Regions from separate parts of the Mus musculus genome. Here all the other regions are linked to region 1. The links are chromatin loops, found by intact Hi-C in ENCODE. Cell type or tissue: heart. All regions are shown on one strand.

Region 1 (2,500 bases):
GTCTACCCAAACAAAACTGCCGGGAATAGATTAAACTTTACTGACATGGGACAGTCTTGGCATATTTTACCTCTGTTTTGGACATCTAACCTGAGTCCTCACAAAGAAACCATCAACTAATTTAATACAAGACAGAAATAAAAGCAAACGAGAAATGGGGATGTCTGCTTTGTGGAATGGCCCCAATAAGCCTTTCTTTCATGAGAAAGAATGGGGTCGGGGTGGGGAGGAGGGAATGAAGTTTTTCTGCAGGATTTAAATGTGGTCTTTAAGAGACACCGCATGCAAAGAATAGCTGGGGCTTGCTAGCCAATGAAAACATTCAGATTCCAATGACGCATCCTTTTTTCTCCACCCCCTTCCAAGACCCGGATTCGGAAACCCCGCCTAACGCTCTAGTTTTCAACCAGGTCCGCAGAAGGCCTATTTAAAGGGACGATTGCTGTCTCCCTGCTGTCATAACCATGTCTGGACGTGGTAAGGGTGGTAAAGGCCTTGGGAAAGGCGGCGCTAAGCGCCACCGTAAGGTTCTCCGTGATAACATCCAGGGCATTACCAAGCCCGCCATCCGCCGCCTGGCCCGGCGCGGGGGAGTGAAGCGCATCTCCGGCCTCATCTACGAGGAGACCCGCGGTGTGCTGAAGGTGTTCCTGGAGAACGTGATCCGCGACGCCGTCACCTACACGGAGCACGCCAAGCGCAAGACCGTCACCGCCATGGACGTGGTCTACGCGCTCAAGCGCCAGGGCCGCACTCTCTACGGATTCGGCGGTTAATCGACTAACAAACGATTTCCACTGTCAACAAAAGGCCCTTTTCAGGGCCACCCACAAATTCCTAGGAGTTGTTCACTTACCGAAGCTTTAATCGAGCCTGCTAGGTAGTTTAAGTGTTATTCTGTCCTATACTTATGTGGTGGGTAGTAATTATGCCATGCAGCCGAATATACCCTGTAGGTTTAACTGGGTAATATAACAAGCCCATAATTTTGAACTGTCAGAAGTTAATACTGAACGAACTGTTTTAGAATTATTTGAAGGTTTTCCACTGATCGTGTCACTTCTCAATCCACTTTTGATACCGGTCATTTAAGAGCTTATTCCCTTCTGGAGCCATCTAGAAGCTCAGGAGAGAGCAGGAACCATTGTATCTAAGCAAGGCAAAGGCTGATTACTACAGAAACTGAAGACGCTTAGCTGTTATTAATTGTATACCATTAATAAGGCCTAAGTACACATAATCTATATTAGGGACCACCTAATGGTATGTTTATATACAGTTTAGTTGTGCAGTGGCTTGATAATTTAAATTCTTGTGGGTGTGCCATGTTTGCCATCTGCCACAAGAGGGCGGCGTTATTTCCAGGAAGTTGGAGTCAGAAGCTGTTGTGAGCCAGCTGTTGTGTATTCTGATATACAAACTTCTTTTAAAGCATTAAGTGTTCTTGACTGAACAATCTCTCAAGCCACCTTACTATGATCTTTTGTCATTCCTCATACCAATGCCTAAAATAGTTTAATGTGAATTTAATATTTGTGGCACTCCATAAAACTTGATCACTTTAAAAGATGAGTTATTTTTGTTTTTTGTTTGTTTTGTTTATGTTCTTCAGCCCAGACTTCCCCAGTGCTTTTTTTTGTTATGTTGGGGCATTGAACTCAAACCCTAACATTTTCATAAAGAAGTCCTTAATTTTTAATATGGTTTTTGTCATTCTCCTGAAGCCTACATGCTATTCTCATAAAATACATAAAACATTTCAAAAATAACTGTTAGATCAATAGTATTGAACTATTTTCTAAAAGTAGAACAAAATTAGATCTTTGTTGACACATCGCACAACTGCAAAAACTTTAGGGTTTTGTTGTTGTTGTTGTTGTTGTTGTTGTTCTGTTTTTTTGCTAACTGCTTGCTTTATTTTTTTATCCATCACTGAGGAAATCCTAAAAATACAACTCAAGAAAAATAAATATAACCTCTAGCTTAAGCACTGAATATCTGGGTTCATAGTGGTCCTTTGAAAGCCTGGATGCCAGTTACTGCTGTTTGAAAGAGTAAGTTCAGTATTTTTTCAGAGTGGAAGCTCCTACTGGCGTTATCTCTATCTCCTTTGATATGAGGGTGTTTCTAGAATGAAATACATCCATTGTGTATTTCAATGGTGACTTTTATTCTAGAATAAAAGACATTGTGTGTTTCAATGGTGACCTTTATTCTGGCGTAAAGCCACAAATACACAACCAAATTTGGAAATATTCTACACATAGGGACCCTAGGATTCTACTCTAGGGTTTCAACGACAGGTCGACCTGAAGTAACTGCCCACCTTAACTTTGGTTCAAAGTGTTTGGCCATTTTAAGAAGTATGTAAGTGGCTCTTAAAAGAGCCTTTGGGTTTTTGAAAACTGGCTTTGAAACTCACTTCCTCCCTGCTGCCTTCCTCAGATCGGTCTTCTGCATGACCATTTTTGCCTTCCCAGAATTGGGGTTTGCTGCCCTG
Region 2 (2,500 bases), 1.7 Mb after region 1:
CAGTCCTCCCACATCAGTCACTGGTTAAGAAAATGTCCTACAGGCTTGCCTACAGCCCAGTCTTATGGAAGTATATTCTCATTGGAGGCTCCCTCCTCTCCGTTGACTCTAGCTTCTGCTAAGTTAACATAAAACTAGCTAGCACAAATACACAGTGCCAGACACCTCTAGAACCTAGAGAACTTAAGTGATCAAAATGTTCTAACTCCATTTCAAAATATGCCATCCACCAAATCCAACTCCCAAGGTATCTAACTTCTAATGGAAAGAGTGGGTAAGTTGAGCCAGTGAGCAAATGAACAAGGAAAGAACAGTATGCCAAATCCCAGATCTTGGGATAAAAACTGTGATATCAGTGGGGCGCATAGATGACAAGATGTCAAAGAAGACATTGTTCTTAAGATGAGTTTCTGTTGTCAGGACTCAGAAGTCCTTCCAGACAGAGTGAAGGCCCCAATTATAAAAGAGAATAACTATGTGTCCGCCCCACAGTGATCCCAAACACAGGAACCACTGTCCGTCCTTCCTCTCAAAGAGAAGAATCGGGCTTTTCTTCAAAGAAGATGCAGCAGCCATGCTGTAGGGTCCCTTCCAAGATCAGGTAATTAGTGTACTAATAAACTACTAGCGTATTTTGGTCACATTACTCATAAATAGAAAGGGGTTCCTTCCAAGAAGCTAATGAGAAAAGCAACAGGCAGAACCACATTAGAAACAGCTTTAACCGCAGTCATTTGAATCCATAAAGCAGGCTAAGAAGAGCCCTGATGCTTGTCTTTACAGGTTGTACATGGGTACATGCCTAAGTTGTCCACCTGAAAGAAAGGAGCCCTAAACTCACAGATAGACAGGTTGAGAGACTGACTCCACCTTTGGTTGAGTTTCCCCAAGATGTCATTTGAAGGTGTTAGGGTTATCCTGGGGATAGGGCCTTGAACTCAGAGTCATTGTTTGTTCAAGTCTTTTTTTAACCAAGGTTGTGCCTAACCTGGAAGTCTGACTAGAGTTTAGTATAGAAGTTGAAAACCCTAAATGACATATATTCCATCACCAAGTAAGTAAAGGACAAGAGACATTGGAGTCTGCTGGGAAGACTCTGACATATGCAGTTAGACTCTAGCTAATCCAAACTGTGTTATCCTAAATGGCCACAAGATGGAGACATATCTTTTCAACTAATCTTCAACTAAATGGAAAAATCTGACAACTCTTCCCTGGAGCCAACAGTTCCTTTTAGCTCTCCTTTTTGTGATACCCAGACACTGAGCTACAAGATTTGAGACTACACTGCTGGACTTAACCTAGAACATTGAGCAGTTATTTAGATTATTTAGAAATGTGCTTATTGACAAAAAGAGAAGCTGTTCATTACTGAGACTGGATCTATTCCACTTTAAAGGGGTAGGTTTGGCTCGGGGAGACAAATTGAAGTATAACTGATGAAAAAATGTGGTATCCAAGTATCCATTACATTCTTCAGCAATTACCATCCACTTCCTATAGTCGTTACTAATGGCTTACTGAATTAGGAGTCTAAAGACACTCAGTTGAGTTATATGAAATCCTAATAGCATCTGAAAATTCATTGAGCTTCCTGTTCAGTTTATGGATAGTACAGGCATATCCTTCTCAGGAATAGAGTACTATGTTTAATGGTCTAGGGGTAACAACTACCAACTAAAATTAAAGGACAAAAAAAAAAATTACTGTAATGCAAAGTAACTACCCTGTATACCAGTATTCAGATACCAACCTGGCTGTGGTCAAACGCCAAAAACATAAGTTAGCAGTAGACATGCAGCAGCTCTCTTTAAAAATTGTGCGTGGCTCTGAAAAGAGCCTTTGGATTTGGTGTCAGCCTGGAGCGCTCACTTGGAGCTGGTGTACTTGGTGACGGCCTTGGTGCCCTCCGACACCGCGTGCTTGGCCAGCTCCCCGGGCAGCAGCAGGCGCACGGCCGTCTGGATCTCCCGGGACGTGATGGTCGAGCGCTTGTTGTAATGCGCCAGGCGGGACGCCTCGCTCGCGATGCGCTCGAAGATGTCGTTCACGAACGAGTTCATGATGCCCATGGCCTTGGAGGAGATACCGGTGTCGGGGTGCACTTGCTTCAGCACCTTGTAGACGTACACCGAGTAGCTCTCCTTGCGGCTGCGCTTGCGCTTCTTGCCGTCCTTCTTCTGGGCCTTGGTGACGGCCTTCTTGGAGCCCTTCTTCGGGGCGGGAGCGGACTTCGCAGGCTCAGGCATAGTGAAGCAGGACCTCTACGTAGAGCTATACCACAGAAGCTGATCGGCTCTTCCCTTTTAAAGAGGCCTTATTCAAATAAAGCTTAGGAAAGCAAAATGATGATTGGGTGATTGGTTTGATGACGTCATATAGGCTTTGGCCCAATCAAAATACTTGTTGCTATAATCGCTTTCCATTGGTCTAGATGAAAAGAACGCAGCCAATCCCGAACGTTCCTTTTCGCGCCCAGAGAAAACTATAAGGACCAAGC
Region 3 (2,500 bases), 160 kb after region 1:
AATACAGATCATCCTGATCTACAAAGAAAGTTGCAGACCAGCCTAAGCTATGAGTCCACTTAAAAAGAGGGTGGGGGAGGTCTATTAGTGGGTAGGGAGGAGACTAAGCACGCTATAAAGTGAATGGTAAATCCCTGTAACCCTTTCAAGACTGGAAGATCAGTTAATTTTTCTGAGTTACAATATTAGTGGTTCTGTCCTTCAGAAAGTTCACAATTCCAAAGTAAACATCTGCAACTAATAATTTTATTTTTAAATTCGGTAAATGCCCAAATTACTGTAACCATGCAAAGTTTTCCAATCTTTATGCTTTGCTAACTAAGAGTACAATTTCCATGAAAAAGGGTAAAGATATCACTTACCAAAATATTGCTTGCTTATAATAGATCGGTGTGATGAAAGGAGACCTAGCACTTTCACAAATGAAACTGATTAATACCCACAAGTTGGAAAAAGCGCTACAGTTCTTTTTTTGGAAGATGGGTGGCTCTAAGAAGAGCCTTTAAAGTGGTTGTGTGGATTAACAGAAACCCTTAAGCCCTCTCCCCGCGGATGCGACGGGCCAGCTGGATGTCCTTGGGCATGATGGTGACACGCTTGGCGTGGATGGCGCACAGGTTGGTGTCCTCAAACAGACCCACGAGGTAGGCCTCACAGGCCTCCTGCAGAGCCATGACGGCCGAGCTCTGGAAGCGCAGGTCGGTCTTGAAGTCCTGCGCGATCTCGCGCACCAGGCGCTGGAACGGCAGCTTGCGGATCAGCAGCTCGGTCGACTTCTGGTAGCGCCGGATCTCGCGCAGCGCCACAGTGCCGGGACGGTAGCGGTGAGGCTTCTTCACGCCGCCGGTGGCCGGGGCGCTCTTGCGGGCGGCCTTGGTGGCCAGCTGCTTGCGCGGGGCCTTGCCGCCGGTAGACTTGCGAGCGGTCTGCTTAGTACGAGCCATGGCAAGTAACCGTAGGGAAAAGTGAGATACCTAAGTAGCGCACTTTGGCCTTTAAGTACGCTTGCGTTCGCACACGCGCAACACACGTACCCGCGCTCGTACCCCTCCTTCCCACCGAGAAGCATCCTGATAGGCGTGTCTGCTTTTCAAGTGTCCCGCGCAGTAGTACTATTGGCTGAGGAATTCAAGTGGTGATTGGTTAACTCCTGCACACCCGATTGGTTAACTCCTGCACACAGTCTCCTGCTAGTACAGACTGCTACACTCATGTTTTAGTCTGGCACACCCGAGCTTTCTTAAATTTATGTTTCCATCCTTGTATCGAGTCGCTTAAAGAATTTGAGGCAAAGAAATCTTGAATTTGAAATCTCATGACCCTAGATATCCACAAACCACTCTGGAAAATATGTTCTCTACCCGCCTTTGGTTTTATTTTCCCGCTTCTTGTGCCTAGACTGCACATGATACGTTATTTCTCAGCCGGTGAAATGAGCCAATCCAAACCAGATTTGAATATATCAAAGGGAGGTTTATTGGGAAACTGCTCTTGGGTGAGTTCCCTGGCCCCAAGGTCTGAGACAGGTCAAATCAAGAGGTGGCAACCAAGGAGGAAGAAAAAGAGACCAGGTTTGCTATATGTAAAATATGCACCTAGGTCCTTTTTCCTTGACTCAAGCCGAACTACGTCTTTGCTCCAGGAGTGTTTAAAGTGACACAAAGCAAGCAGTAATGTAACAGGAACCACAGGTCAAGTATCCTGAATCTTGCGACTTTGTAAAGACTTGCCTAACAATTTCCGTAAGACCCTTTGTATTTTCTCCCAACCCCGAATGTCTGCTGCCTCTCCGGAGCAATACGAAGATGTAGAGGACTGCAAGACCAAAAGTTTTGTGCAACGTGTAAATCTATGTTTATGCTACATCCAATATTTCTCTGCGTGAGGAAGACAAAGCAGTTGCCTAAGAATTACCTCAGCCTACCAGAATTATGGTTTTGTGCTTGAAACATTAATATAGGTTTTTCCACAAGCTAAATTAACCATGTTACTAGACTCTTATATGAAGAAGTGGTGGCTCTGAAAAGAGCCTTTGGGTTTTGTTTAAAAAAAAAAAAAAAAAAAAAAAAAAACTTAGCTCACTGGCTTACTTTCCCTTGGGCTTATGGTGGCTCTCGGTCTTCTTGGGCAGCAGCACGGCCTGGATGTTGGGCAGGACGCCGCCCTGCGCGATGGTCACGCGGCCCAACAGCTTGTTGAGCTCCTCGTCGTTGCGGATGGCCAGCTGCAGGTGGCGCGGGATGATGCGCGTCTTCTTGTTGTCGCGGGCCGCGTTGCCCGCCAGCTCCAGGATCTCGGCCGTCAGGTACTCCAGCACGGCCGCCAGGTACACCGGGGCGCCGGCGCCCACGCGCTCCGAGTAGTTGCCCTTGCGGAGCAGCCGGTGCACGCGGCCCACGGGGAACTGCAGGCCGGCCCGGGAGGAGCGGGTCTTGGCCTTGGCGCGAGCCTTGCCACCCTGTTTGCCGCGTCCAGACATTGTAGGTACCTTGCTGTCAGG

Evidence for each region. Peaks named below come from ENCODE experiments on the same cell type or tissue, not always from the same donor. Only the 100,000 strongest peaks of a DNase experiment are listed, where the experiment ranks them.
Region 2: a loop joins it to region 1, with 5 times the contacts of the local background. A loop is called at or near these places in 19 of 42 quality-filtered maps.
Region 3: it touches region 1 in a loop (3-fold over the local background); 3 of 42 quality-filtered maps call a loop at or near these places.

The regions. Positions count from the first base shown.
Region 1 is chr13:23,696,414-23,698,913 of GRCm38, reverse strand. It overlaps H1f6 (H1.6 linker histone, cluster member), which reads right to left. Exons shown (of 1, transcript NM_010377.3): 1 at 2,369-2,500. The coding sequence ends at 2,419. H4c3 (H4 clustered histone 3) reads left to right here and starts at 456. Exons shown (of 1, transcript NM_178208.2): 1 at 456-830. The coding sequence starts at 465. The coding sequence ends at 776. In heart, a CTCF peak has its summit at 1,332 (motif pointing right); DNase peaks (open chromatin) are centred at 413 and 1,333; H3K4me3 peaks cover 1,479 bases; H3K27ac peaks cover 1,663 bases.
Region 2 is chr13:22,042,979-22,045,478 of GRCm38, reverse strand. It overlaps H2bc11 (H2B clustered histone 11), which reads right to left and starts at 2,281. Exons shown (of 1, transcript NM_178198.3): 1 at 1,821-2,281. The coding sequence starts at 2,249. The coding sequence ends at 1,869. In heart, a CTCF peak has its summit at 1,152 (motif pointing right); a DNase peak (open chromatin) is centred at 2,448; H3K4me3 peaks cover 1,399 bases; H3K27ac peaks cover 1,125 bases.
Region 3 is chr13:23,533,890-23,536,389 of GRCm38, reverse strand. H2ac10 (H2A clustered histone 10) reads right to left here. Exons shown (of 1, transcript NM_175661.3): 1 at 2,012-2,500. The coding sequence starts at 2,479. The coding sequence ends at 2,087. H3c8 (H3 clustered histone 8) reads right to left here and starts at 972. Exons shown (of 1, transcript NM_145073.2): 1 at 481-972. The coding sequence starts at 944. The coding sequence ends at 534. In heart, CTCF peaks have their summits at 1,088 and 2,185; DNase peaks (open chromatin) are centred at 1,119 and 2,199; H3K4me3 peaks cover 2,308 bases; H3K27ac peaks cover 2,207 bases.